Linked DNA regions of Homo sapiens: region 2 is linked to region 1. A link is a contact called in ENCODE Hi-C or POLR2A ChIA-PET data. All regions are on one chromosome and are shown on one strand. Each heading gives the region's core, a stretch centred on a gene start or an enhancer-like site at or near the end of the contact. The rest is flanking DNA. Distances are from core to core; before and after follow the strand shown. Region 1 overlaps LINC02625 (long intergenic non-protein coding RNA 2625). Region 2 overlaps ARID5B (AT-rich interaction domain 5B).

Region 1 (6,772 bases), core at 2,680-5,179:
ACATAACTCAGAGGTGACCTTTCATTGTCCTGAAATCCAAGATACAAACTGCAAAGTCTTAAGATAATGAGATTAGGATCTAATTACTATTAAATTGCAAAAATGTAAAATGACAAGTTTAAAATGGAATTATATGTTCCATACCTATTGTTTATATAAGGGCCTGTATTATCCATGAACTATTCATATATCATTAAAAAATGTATTTGACTATCACAATTTAAACAAAAGGGCAAGGTACTAATTATAAAAAGTATCCTTACTTTAAAAGTAAATTAATATTACTTGTCTTCTTAGGATTTTGAAGGGTTTTTAGGAGGATAATTTAGATGGCTTAGATCTCTTTAAATGACCGCTGCGCTGGCCTTCTCTTTTACATTTCCCTACAGTAAGCACCGGTATGCTAGTCTATTGTGGAACCAACTGTGCTAGAAAATATGTGTTTGTAATGATGGCAATGATAGTAATTTAGTGGTGTTATATTCTCTGAATCTGGTAAAGACATGGAGGAGTAATATTCAAGTCATCATCTATATAATAGAGTAAAATTTCATTTAAAAAGGCATAAAATTATCCATGAGGTGAAACCCATTTTTGCCGTGAACCACATTTATTATTAAGGGTAAAATCTGCTTCTCTTCTTCAGGAGGCTGAAGTAGGCAGTTTAGCACTCACTTCCATGTGGCATATTAAGCAAGGATATTTTGCACTTTCTTCTCATTGTAAACATTCTTTATTTGCTCTTTTCCTGTGATGTCCTAATAATAAGATTTGACTTTAGGCACATGGGCAGGGTGAGGACCTAAAAGTCCTGAGCTAAGGCATAGGCTCCAGCTAACTCTATCAGAGAGCTCTACCTAAAGGCCTGGGACACAAACACAGCTGACAATGACGTATTATTTGCCTTCTTTTTGTCAGGATTTCTTTTGCATATGACTTCCCAAGAAATTTCCTAGGAACCTAGGTCCCTGGGTCTCCAGGACACCATCATTTCCATTCCATCAGTACTTTATAGGATTCCTACTAGAAACAAAAAAGAAAAAAAGTTTTCTGCTTAGCCCCAGTTAACCTGAAAATTCAATTAAACAGCATCCTCCAAACACTACAGTTCATTGACGATTAACTATGCACGTTCTTGGAAAGGCCAAACTAGATGAAACTGACATTTTGAGAACTGTATTTTGCACTGAAATAGAAATTGAAGTAGGAATATGTTTTTCCTTGCTTGTTTTGATAGCATTTTACTGATGGGAAGTTTGGGGAGGCCTGAGGGGGCAAATATTGAGCTTTTGATTTATTATCAGTGAACATTTGCTCCAAATTGTACCCCATTGCTTCATTTACAAGTGATGTTTATCTTTTTGCTTTGGAATTTTATTGGTGCTTTCTCTCTTGCTTCCCTAGAAGATCGTTGGATATATAAGGGCTACAGTCACTGAGGTTAGTGTTGTGTTCTGCATTGGAGGAATTTTCTTGACTTTATCCCAGAATTAGTGGATCCATTCTACTTGGTGACACACTCCTGCCAGAGCAACTGGCAGATGGTCTAGTGTGGAGGATTGCATTGGAATGGGGAAGATGCTGGTAGGAGAGTGAGTCCCATTTATTTAAAGCCATAATCCTCCATTTTTCTCCTGATATTAAGCATTCCTGCTTCATAACTTTGTTCCACCACTCTAATTAGGCAGGCAGCCTTCCTCTGCCATTTTATTTTTTTATTTTATTTTATTTTTGAGACAGGGTCTCATTCTGTCATCCAGGCTGGAGTACAGTGGTGCAATCTGGGCTCACTGCAGCCTCAGCCTCCTGTGCTGGAGTGTTCCTCCTGTCTCAGTCACCCAAGAAGCAGGGACTACAGGCGTGTGCCACCACGCCCAGCTAACTTTTGTCTTTTTTGTAAAGACAAGGTTTCTCTGTGTTGCCCAGGCTGCTCTTGAACTCCTGAGCTCAAGTGATTTGCCTGTCTCAGCCTCCCAAAGTGCTGGGATTATAGGTGCGAACCATCACATCTGGCCCTCCTCTGCCATTTTATATTTCCACTTGGTTGTACTTCATTTTCAAATTCAACATTTTTATTCCTGACACAGAAAACTTTGCCTAAACTACTCTTGGGTGAATGTCTGGGGGCGTTATTCCATAAGTCTACAGCTTGATTCAATCTCCTGCTGAAATTATAAACGGGAAACAGCAGAGTCAATGAAAGGTGACAAGTGGTGCTAACTGAGTGACAAAGGTAATCTCATTCCACTAGAGTTTTTCAAACCAGTGATAGACTAGACACAGAGCACATGCCCTGTAAGATGTGTGTGGTGCTGTTTTGTCTTTGGATTGTATTACTGTGCCTTGAATGACATTAGTTCTTTTATATCTTACGTTCCTCTCAGAACATTATTCTTAGAACATGCTACCTTATGTTCTAGGCCCGGAAGTGTAAGAAACCTATGAATAACATATTTCTGAGTGTCTAGAAATCCAGATATTGTTTTTTGTTTGTTTGTTTGTTTGTTTTAAAGTGTTCTTGATGGAAGGAAAAGGAAGCCTCCATTTGCTTCTAAGGAAATAATAATTTCTTTCCTCCAATGTCTCTTGGATAGCTAATGGCTCTAGAGACAGGCACGGACATGTCTATGGATATAGTCATATGAGCTCAGAATTTTACCTTTGATTTGCTGGGAATCTTTTCTTTAGAGCCCTTTCATGGACATTAATTATCAATTTTTATTTTTAAGCTGTGGATAGTTTACTCACCCTTGAGAGAAACTTTCTTATGTAAAAGTTGTTTTCCACGGTCCCAAGATGGAAAACGACAACTCTTTAATCAAAAGGCTCTGAGGTATTGGTGCCATCTTTGTCTCTGGTTCCCAAAGAATGTTCTTGGAATGCTGACACCATAAGGAAAGTGTGGGGCAGCAGGCCTTAAGGGAGATTGTTAAAGCAAGACCGACATCTTCTGTGCATAGCCAATGCCTGCTTTTTCTCCACCATCTTCTTCCAAGTGGTTATCATTCCTCCTCCATGGAGATCCTGCTTTTGCTGCCCTTTCCAGCCTTTAGCTGATACAGGGAGTATGGAAAACGTAGTGTTCCTTTAATGGTTTATAAAATCAGACCTTCTTAGGAGGTCACACCGAGGGGAATGTTGCTAAAAACAACTGGCTCTTTGGCAATGCTAATCTGCATTTTCCTAAAACACATATCCAAGAGGGAAAAAGTGCATGTGTTAAGATGAAGATGGAGAATGAAGTTATCGATCTTCTTAAAGTTCATAATGTTGGAAGGGTCATGAGAGAAACACACTCTCAAACTGAGTAATAATCTACAAAGAGTTAAAACAAAAGTTCCTCCAGCCATAGCTGCACCAAGAGAAGTGGGACAGAAGTTCTGATTGAGAACTTTGATTTGCCACAGATTGTTTGAGTCTTACATGAAATTTGGAAAGGTTCCCTGACATCAAAGGCTGTTTCTTTTGGCTAATCTATTGAGTATGTTGTACCTGTCCTCCCATGAGCCCCCCCACGACTGGGAACATATGTCAGATTCTTCTTGTGCCAGTAATTTAGAGGCTCGTGACAAGAAAATATCCTTTTTCTAAGAAAAAAAGAGAGGGTGGTCCTGGGGAATGTTAATGCAGCAGAGAATAGCAATGATTTACTCCTCCCTGAAAAAAATATGCCAAGTCTGATAGACCCATATCTGAATATTATCTGCATAATTTGAAAATAACACATAGAAGGAAATAGGCCCAATCTCAGTATCCTGTTCACATTTACATCTGGAACAGCTGCCAGGGCCTCTCAGAGTTGATTTTGTTCAGTTCTGCAGGGCCGATCTGAAACCCAGGCAGAAAATGAAAGTGAGCAAATTTACCTCTGGCATTCAAAGAAATGCTTTTGGTCAAAGTGAGTATTTCTGACCATGACTCATTTTCAAAAGAAGCATTGAATTCGCTTTGTCATCTTTGCCTGGATCGGGCTCAATCAGCCCTTTTATGATTTTTAAAATATCCTATATAGGCGGGATGGCATTTATTAGGCTTCAGTTATTCAATATTGCATTTCAATGTATAAAAGTCACTGTTCAATTGAATATTGAGTTTTCTGAGGAAGTAAACCTACAGAAAAGAAATTTGCAAGAATCTAAAATAAATGAGTTTGAGAAAGATCAAACTGCCCTATGGCTGTTTCAAAGATCAAAAGATCTCTCTTTTATAGAAATCAGGAGCAGTTTGAATAGCCTCTTTCCTCTATCGCAAAGCCCCATTTTTTCACTATCATTGATAGCTTGGGACTGCACCATAATGGTATGAAAGGCCCTGGGGAGGAGGGAAGACGATTTTATTCCCAAAAAGGACGCAGGACTTTTTCGTCTGAAATAGCTGGCTTTTAATTTAATTTGATCTGGAGCCCAGTAGAGTGAGCAAATGAAAACCTGTCCTTAGCTCCTTCAGGAGGAGCAGTGGCCTTGAGGGGCATGAGAGGGTCTCCTGATAATTGTTTTTAAAGGCTGCCGTGTATCTTTGTTTCTGCTTCTAGGAGAGGCTGGATTATATGGTAGATCGCTATCTTTGAGTTTATGTGTTATGCATAACCTTAGGAAGTTACTTAATCTTTGTAGATCTCAGCTACTTCATGTGTAAAATGGGGATAATAATATGTACCTTATTCTTGGAGTAAGCTCCTTCCAACTCAGGGCCTTTGCTGGTGCTGTTCCTTCCACTGGACTAATTCATGCTTGGCCCCAGAACCCAGCTGGAACAGCTTTTTTCTGGGAGGGCTTCCATGGACCCTCAGACCAAGTCATGCTAACTCCTCCTCCTCCTCCATTAGACCATGTGCTATGATTTTCCTTGTAGTACTTGCCTCAGTTATAATTGAAAACGTTTTGTGTAAGTACTGATGTCATGTCTGGCTCCCTCTATAAGGGATTAGGAAACCTAACTTATTCATCTGTCTCATAAACTAGAACAAAAACAAAATATTTATTGTATGAATGAAATCAACAAAGTCTACTAGCAAACGATAAGTGATTAAGAAATGGCAATTTCCCTTGTTCCCCTACACTGTGAGATCCTGGAAGCCAGGACAAGCCTTACCTCTTTACCAGAAGCACCTAGGGTGGGGTCTTGACAAAGTAGCTGATTCAGGAACATCTGTGGATGTGCACGTGGACATTGTCAATCATCTCTGTCTACCTATTTGCCTTCTTCCTCAGCCTGTTCTCTGTCTTCTATCTAAAAGTGCACTATCAATTTTCAGAGAGATGCTAGAACCCTTGTTCATTTTCTTATATGGCAACTTTTCTCTGTATAGTTTCATGAAACCTCCATACATGAAGTTTGCAGTGAGAGGCAAAAAACTGAGTCGTGATCATGGTGTTTTTAGCCCCAGTTAGAGGGTTAGGTGAGTTGAAGTTGTCAGCCCAGGGAACTTTACAAGTGAGGACAGCTTTTAAACATCACTGCCGACATTATCATCATCAGCAACAACTAATAACAACTTCTTTAAATTTAAAAAAACCTTTGCCTTCTTGCCTAGGAAAAAAAATCTCCATCAACATCATAGACCATTCATGGTTGTCTACCATTAGAATCTTTTGCTTTGATTAAGGCCATTATTCATAAGAAGTTGCTATATTAGTCACTGACTATTTATTGTGAATTAGTTTATCAACCGTTTCATCTGAGAAGATGAAGGGCCAAGTATTAAGTCACTTGATTGCCTATGTGGGAAGGAAGTATTTCTGTCAGAGTTTAGTTGTACATAACATAATTCAGTATAGTCATTTTTAGCAGAAATGAGTTTCATACAAGGAATAAGAGCTTACAAAGATCACTAGAAAGGCTAGAGTTCTTTAAGCAGAGCTTCCAGGAATCACACCTCAGAACAACACCTCAGGGCTGGCCCACGGAGGCAGTTGCTGCCTCTGCCATGATCAAGTTTGTGAATAAGGAGGTCGCCTCTACAACTGCTGGCTCTGCACCTCACCACGTCTATCCAACCTGCACTTGCCTCTCAATAGCCACAGTGATAGGATCTGGACCCTGGGGGCTCTGTTATAGTTCCCACATGTCTCCACACTGTGCTGGTTAGCAGAAGTAGTGGGGTGCAGCCTCAGCCTTGATGTCTGCTTCTATAGTCCAGCTCTCATGAGGGAGCGTGTTTGGCTCACGCTGGGTTTCACATGGAACCTAAGCAGCAGGGGACTCTGGGAAATGAGGTCTTTAGCTTTTCTGACTCTTGAGGGCCATACAGTAGCTATAAGGAGGGATCTTGCAATGGAGTGAAGTAGTCTGCAGATCTTATCGCAGGGGTTACATAGTGGGCGGGGTGGGGGAGGGGCGTGGGGGCAGGGGAACATTTTTGAGAGAGACATAAATGGAGAGGGGGCTGAAAAGAATCTTGACTGGCCTCACAACTTTGCCTAGAGCTTGTCCTGGTTATTAAAATGAGGCATTTTGGGAATGCCACATCAGGGAGACATTATTGTTTTCCTTGGGTAAGTGGTTTTGAGGTCTGTATGTAAAGTTTCTTGCGTAAATAGGCTCCTTCTTCTATGCTCCTGACATTTATGGTGGGGTGTTTTAGTTTCCTTCTTAGCAGAGACGGAAAAGTGTTCCTATGCCCTGTTCAGACACATCTACTACTGGGTAATCTTTCTTCATGCTAGTGTCTATCTTTAAAAACGTCCCCATGACATCGAGTGAAGAGAGAAGCTTTAGATGCTATCCAGGAATGTCTGACACTTTTATCTACTGGGTAAATTGCTATTTCCCT
Region 2 (6,772 bases), core at 1,608-4,107, 230 kb before region 1:
AAGTTTGCTTGGAAGTGTAGCTTTGTGGAAACTCAAACATGTTCCCATCCTTTTTTGTTTCCACCTCCCTTCTACTCAAGACTCCTCGCCAGAAAGTTAGGGTAGCCTCTTTGAATGTAAGGCAGGGTCTTCTATGGGCTGAGACTCGCTTCTCTTCAGAGGGTCACAGTTAGGAGGGTCACAATTAGAAGACTCACTGCCTAGGAAATCTGTAAGAAAACCCACAAAATGTGGGAATCAGAACGAGCTCAGCCCTGGGCGATTAACCAGTCCTTGCTAATTCTGTGGCTCCCTAGGAGCAAATCTTCACTCTGAATTAAACCTTTGCCAAAGTTTGTTTTGGAAAGGTCTTAAATCCACAGGAAAGAGACTAAAAGTGTATGATGGAAGGCTGAAACAAGCTCCTAAATGGTTGGGACACCTTCGAATGAACTCAGGTTGGCTTATAAATGGCCAATCCCTAAAAGAGCACAAACTAAAATTACATTTGTTTTTATTGAAAGACAGCCTCAAGTGCTGACATGTAGTGTATGACATGGGATACATAATAATACTCTTAAACCAGTTCTGACATAATATCTCCGGCGGCCTAATAACCACAAATGATTGCTTTAGTTAAGAACTAGCCAGAAGCAAAATAGATCCATGTAAAAGTAGCTTGAATCATAAATGCCTCAACAATATTTTATGTCACTTTGTAAAAGTTAAAGGAGTCCTATAATAATTAACAACAAAAACGCCATGTTCTTCACTATTGTACGGTGGTTGTGAAAGGTTATTTCATAGTCCCGAGGCTGCCAGTGCCGTAAATTATGCAGGCACCAAGAAGCATTAAGGAGAAATAATAGCAATTTAAACGAAGGCTGACGTAATTCATGATAAACAGTCATTGGAAAATATTACAATGTTGTCTTTTTTGAGTGGGTTTAATCAGAAGAATGTGACCATATTCTAACATAAACCACTTCTCTTTTCCATTGTGCTAGCACTTGGAATGTTGGCACTCACCCTAGCTGCAAGGTTCTTATTCACAATAATTGCTGAATCCAGAGCTCCAACACCTCCAGGGAACCTAACAATGTAAATTTGGTATTCTGATTGATGGAAGGAGCTTCCAAGACAAAGCTCCAAACCTCTGGGCTGCATGGTGGTCTAAAAAAGGGACTGAAATTTGAGATTCATACAGCCAGGATACTTTCAAGAATACACATTAGAAAGATGGCTCAAGTAAAGCAAGCAGTAAAGAATTACTTTACTGTGATGTCTAACAGAACCTGGAGATGTGGTATGAATCTGGCAGCTGTCCTGATAAAAGCAGATCTTTGTCACAGATTGTTCTTGGTGAACTGTAAATATAGCAACACATTAAGAAGTAAATATGATGGGGAAGACCAAACCAGCCAACTTTCATTAATGCAAAATATCACCAGGTCAGGATCATAAGACATAATCACAAGACAGGGTGGTCAAGCAGATGTTTGTATCTGAACACCCACAAAAAATTACCTTCTGTGCATAAAAGACGACAGTGGTGGGGGCGGGGGAGGGGCAGGTTTGAAAAAAAAAAAAAAAGGTCAGGAACGCGTCTCATGCCAACATGGAGACCGGGCAATATTTACCTCTCTGGCACCCACCCAGTCTTTGGAAACGTAAAGATAATAATGATATTGGTATTACAACTACAAAGCCTTCCAATGTGCAGTTCATTTAAAAGTCTTTAAGCCAACTATTGATTATCTGTGGTGACGAAGGAAGGCAAGGATAAAAGAAAACACAGAAAATCCAATGGCTTATCTTTCCCACTGGTTTCTGTTTCATTCATGATCCATTCTTTCCAAGGGCCATTAAGAGCAGCAGAAGTGATTTCATTTTTTCTTCCTCTCCTTTTCTCTGCCAACCTTCGGATGGAGGTGCTAATGAGCTGGAATAAACTCAAACGAAGGGAGAGGAGGTCTGCCCAGGAAGTCAGGGACTTAGATAATCTACATAGTGGGGCCTCTGTCCCTGATAATAAAAAATTAATTGCCACCTTGCAGAGATCATTTAAAATATCTATTATATAGAAAACCCGATTATTTTTGACACTGGATCTTTTCTTCCAACTGAATCTATTTAAATCATCTCAGAGGTCAAATATCTGGCCACTTCTTTAAAAATATTCTTTCAAAGTAAGATAAATGGCTTTCTCTGGCATTTATACTATTGAATAATAAAAATGTATTTTATCTCCTCTACACACAAACCTTACTTTCTCTAAATAGCCCACTGTGAACATTATCAGTGAATTTTGCTCAGTGTACAAATATTTTATGTATTACAATGAGTAGCAGAACACAAAACTTGCAAATATTTATTTTTAGACATATGGGAAAAAAAGCAATTAGAGCTAAAAATGTGAAGAATGAAGAGCTCACTTAGAAGCAATTACATTGGACATGCAAACTGTTCTGCCATCAAACTTTTATTCAGATGCTGTAGAGCATATTAAGAAATATCACTTGCACACACAAAAAAGAAAATATTATTTCACAACCAAACATTTCCAATCACTATAAACAACATCTGGGGGTCATTAATAACTTACTCTGCAGCTGAATTAGCCAAATAATATGTGGCCTGACTCAGAATTCCTAAATTTCTATTTTTGAAGAAAAAAAAAAAAGCAGAACAAAACAAAATACCATGACTTATTTTTTTTTTCGAGACGGGGTCTCGCTCTGTTGCCCAGGCTGGAGTGCAATGACGTGATCTTGGCTCACTGCAGTCTCCGATGCCCAGATTCAAGCAATTCTCCCACCTCAGCCTCCTCAGTAGCTAGGATTACGGGGCATGTCACCACACCTGGCTAATTTTTGCATTTTTAGTAGAGACAGGGTTTCACCATGTTGGCCAGGCTGGTCTTCAACTCCTGACCTCAGGTGATCCACCCACCTTGGCCTCCCAAAGTCATGGCTTATTTTTTCAAATATGTTTGCTGTCTGGGCAGTTTATATGAATATACAAACGTATGTAGACATAAGGGACAATTTGTGTACACATACGAGGCACATACTGTTTATGCATTAATCACTACTTCCCCTTACGTGGTGTCCTGTTTTTGTTTTGAGGAAGTTTAAAATTGTAATATTGAGTTCACTCTCTCTGCTCAGAGGCTAGTATATAATTAGCATATTTTTCAGACTAGTAAGAATCTAACCATAAGCAACATCTGAGAAGCCTCCCATTCCAAACTACTACAAAGCCTTTTGTACATAGCCTCATAACACATTTTAAGAACAGGCATACTGTTCAAATATGCCAGCCCTAAGATAAAAGAACTAACAATTTTACTGCCACACAACCCACTGTACTGAAACACCCCAAATATTTATACTAACAGGAGTTGAAAATAGTATCAGAGGACAATGCCAAAATATTTCTTCCACTCATTATTAGCAACAGTCTTTGGGAAGACAGATGCCAAGAAGCCAGTGCTTTTCTAATTCACTGGGTCCTATCACATGGTCTGTTAGTATAGGTTTCGTGGGGAGCAACAGACTGGTTGACTTATGGGCAGGGTAAAATTGTCTTTAAGACAATCCGTATTTACAGGGTTTTATTTTAATGCCTCTCAATCTCAAACATCACTTTGAAAAGTATTAAATTTCAATTGTAAGATACACTGTTTGGTTCAAATTTCAATATCTCCAGAATTGGTGGCATCTCAATTGATGGCATTTTACAGTTGTTAATCAGCAGTGCTTTTTATTGTATATGCAATGTGGCACATATAAAAATGGTGTATCTTAGAAATGATGTCTTAAAATTTAATGAACCTCATTGGTCTATATCAGAGGTCAATACATTTTTCTGTACAGGGTCAGAGTGTTGGTATTTTCAGCTTTGTGAGCCATACTCAAGTCAGCTGTCATAGCACAAAAACAGCCATAGATAAGATGTAAGCGTATGAGTGTGGCAGTGTGCCAATAAAACTCTGTAACAGGCTGAGCGCTGCACATGGCCCGTGGGTTGTAGTTTGCCTTATGGACAGTAGGCTGCAAACAGCACACTGACCTATGAGAATAGAGCCAGCTACGTACAGTGATGGAACCTTAGCCGCAATGCTGAATCTCCTAAAGGCACAAACTCCACCATCCTCTGAGTCTTAGTCGAACAATTCACCTACGGCAAGTGCTCCACATATGCCAGATAAGGCTGAAGTGAATAACAGTGTTTAAATTCACACTGTTAGGCCAGGTACGGTGGCTCATGCCTGTAATCCCAGCACTTTGGGAGGCCAAGGTGGGCGGATCACCTGAGGTCGGAGTTCAAGACCAGCCTGGCCACTGTAGCGAAACCCCATCTCTATTGAAAATACAAAAATTAGCTGGGTATGGTGGTGGGCACCTGTAGTCCCAGCTACTCAGGAGGCTGAGGTGGGAGAATCTCTTGAACCCGGGAGGCGGAGGTTGCAGTGAGCCAAGATCGCGCCACTGCACTCCAGCCTGGGTGACAGAGCAAGACTCTGTCTCAAAAAAGAAAACAACAACAACAAAAAACCTCACACCGTTCAGAGGTGGAAAAGCAAAGACTACGCAGGTGAATTTGAAGAGTGTACTCGGTTTCCCCCATAGGAGCACTGCTGTATATATTTGACAAAAGTCCCATTGAGCTCAAGTCAGATTCTCATAATCATTATTTAAATGAATTAGAACAGTTGATAGGCTACTGAAAAGAAGCACAACACAACCCGTAAGAGCACTGCTTTGCAGCTTAAGAGCAGGGTTTGAATCCCAGCTCCACTAAAGCAGCTGTGTTGAAGGACTTCCTTAAACGGGTCTGAACTTCAGCTTTCTCATCTGTAAAACCAGAGAAGGTAACAATCCCTACCTAAGTATTATTGTGAAAATCGAGGAGATAATGAACATAGTAGGTGCTCAATAAATCCTAGAAAAATTTGGCTTCAATAAGCCTTTCGCTGAAGTATTTATCCTACTAACACTTCATTAAGTGGTTATCTCTTAGGAACACAAATTATAGGCACATAACAGTGCCTGATACATGGTATGCTCTCAATAAAAGGTATGATCTAATGTCATTATTTTCATATTTTCATGAATTAAAATTCTAAGGAAATGAGTTGTTCTAATTAATGAAGTGTAACGTTTACAGAGAATCATTGGAAACACCTTTTTTGTTTCATTGATGGAATGCAAGTATGTGAGAACAGAAAAGGTTCTTAAAGATCACCCAGTCCAGGAGTTCTTAATCTGAGGTTTCATATACCCTACAAATCCTGGAAAATAGATGCAGAATGTTCTGTATTTGCCTGACATGTCAATTTTTGCTAATGACATTGTTCAAAGCTATTATTATTTTTATTATGTTTGCATGCACTTTTTATGAGAAGATTCATAGCTTTCATCTGATTCTCAAAGGGACCTGAGATCCAAAAAAGTGCAAAAACCGGTCCGACATTCCATTTCATATATAAGACGTGGAGTCCCAGAGAGGTTAACTGAGTCATGGAAGCTCCCTATTTTGTATGAGGGTCATATTCAGAACATAGTTCTCCTGACTCCCAAATGCCCTTTCTAGTACACTGTGCTTTTTCTTAATTTCTTGGTAGTTAATAGCATACAGAGTATATACCTCCAAAATCAGGGCTTTGCACTTTTACCTAGCAAAGCCTTTTACCCATCTGCAACTACCCAAGGAACATACCCCCTACCTTCAGCCGCTACTTCTTACCACACGCTGCCTCCTGTCAGCACCAGCTCAACAGTTCCTCCATCACACCCGAACAGAAGCAATTATGGGAGGAGCTGGTGGTAACAATTACTTTGTCAACTTCCATTCTCCATTACCACTGCAACCAACTTCAACTTTAAGCATTCCTACAGTATTGAGTCTCAATCTTAAGTGTGCATAAAGTGTGATTAAAATATTGGTAACAAGGAAATGTAAATTAGTACAGCCATTATGGGAAACAGTATGGAAGTTCCTCAAAAAATTAAAAATAGAATTACCATATGATCCAGCAATCCCACTATTGGGTATATAGCCAAAAGAAAGGAAATCAATATGTCGAAGAGATATCTGCACTCCCATGTTCACTGCAGCACTATTCACAATAGCCAAGACTATGAGTCAACCTAAGTTTTCATCAAAGGATGAATAGATTTTAAAATAAAGTGTATCAAGGAAATGATAAATGCTTGATGTAATAGATACCGCAATTACCCTATTTCATCATTACATATTGTATCAAAGTATTACATTTTTATCAAAGTATCATATGAACCCCCATAAATATGTATTATTATATATCCATAAAAATTAAAAGAGAAAATGTGGTATATATATATATATATATATACCCAATGGAATACTATTTAGCCTTAAAAAAGAAGCAAATTCTGCCACCATTTGCAACAACATGAAAGAACCTGGAGGGCATTGTGTGGAGTGAAGTAAGGTAGTCACAGAAAGACAAATACTGCAAGATCTCACTTACATGTAGCATCTAAAAATGTTGAATTCCTAGGAGTAGAGAGTAGAATGGTGGTCACCAGGGGCTGGAGTTGGGGGAGTTGGGGAGATGTTGCTCAAGGGATACATAATTTCAGTTACATAAGAGACATAAGAGATCTCTTATTCAACATGGTGACTATAGTTAATAATGTATTCTTAAAAATTGCTAAGAGAATAGATTTTAAGTATTCTTATTACAAAAAAAGTTAAGTATGTGAGGTAATGCATGTGCTAATTACATCAATTTAGCCATTCCACA

The links. Hi-C counts contacts between places; a loop is a spot of excess contacts on that map. ChIA-PET counts read pairs that join two places held with the same protein, here RNA polymerase II (POLR2A). Pooled maps may share reads with other maps.
Region 2: a pooled map shows a loop between it and region 1 (2.5-fold over the local background). The contact joins two enhancer-like sites. A Hi-C loop is called at or near these places in 1 of 50 pooled maps. POLR2A ChIA-PET finds 5 or more read pairs at or near these places in 2 of 52 experiments (BJ and GM10248).

What each region holds. Positions count from the first base shown.
Region 1 is chr10:61,783,993-61,790,764 of GRCh38, reverse strand. All of the region lies in intron 3 of LINC02625 (long intergenic non-protein coding RNA 2625), which reads left to right. Among named protein-coding and RNA genes, the nearest start is that of LINC02625, 81 kb to the left of the region's middle. Within about 2 kb of position 3,929, at least 5 of the 41 ENCODE cell types and tissues checked have a DNase peak (open chromatin) inside an H3K27ac peak, as active enhancers do.
Region 2 is chr10:62,013,381-62,020,152 of GRCh38, reverse strand. The region is part of intron 4 of ARID5B (AT-rich interaction domain 5B); the gene reads right to left. Among named protein-coding and RNA genes, the nearest start is that of ARID5B, 120 kb to the right of the region's middle. Within about 2 kb of position 2,857, at least 5 of the 41 ENCODE cell types and tissues checked have a DNase peak (open chromatin) inside an H3K27ac peak, as active enhancers do.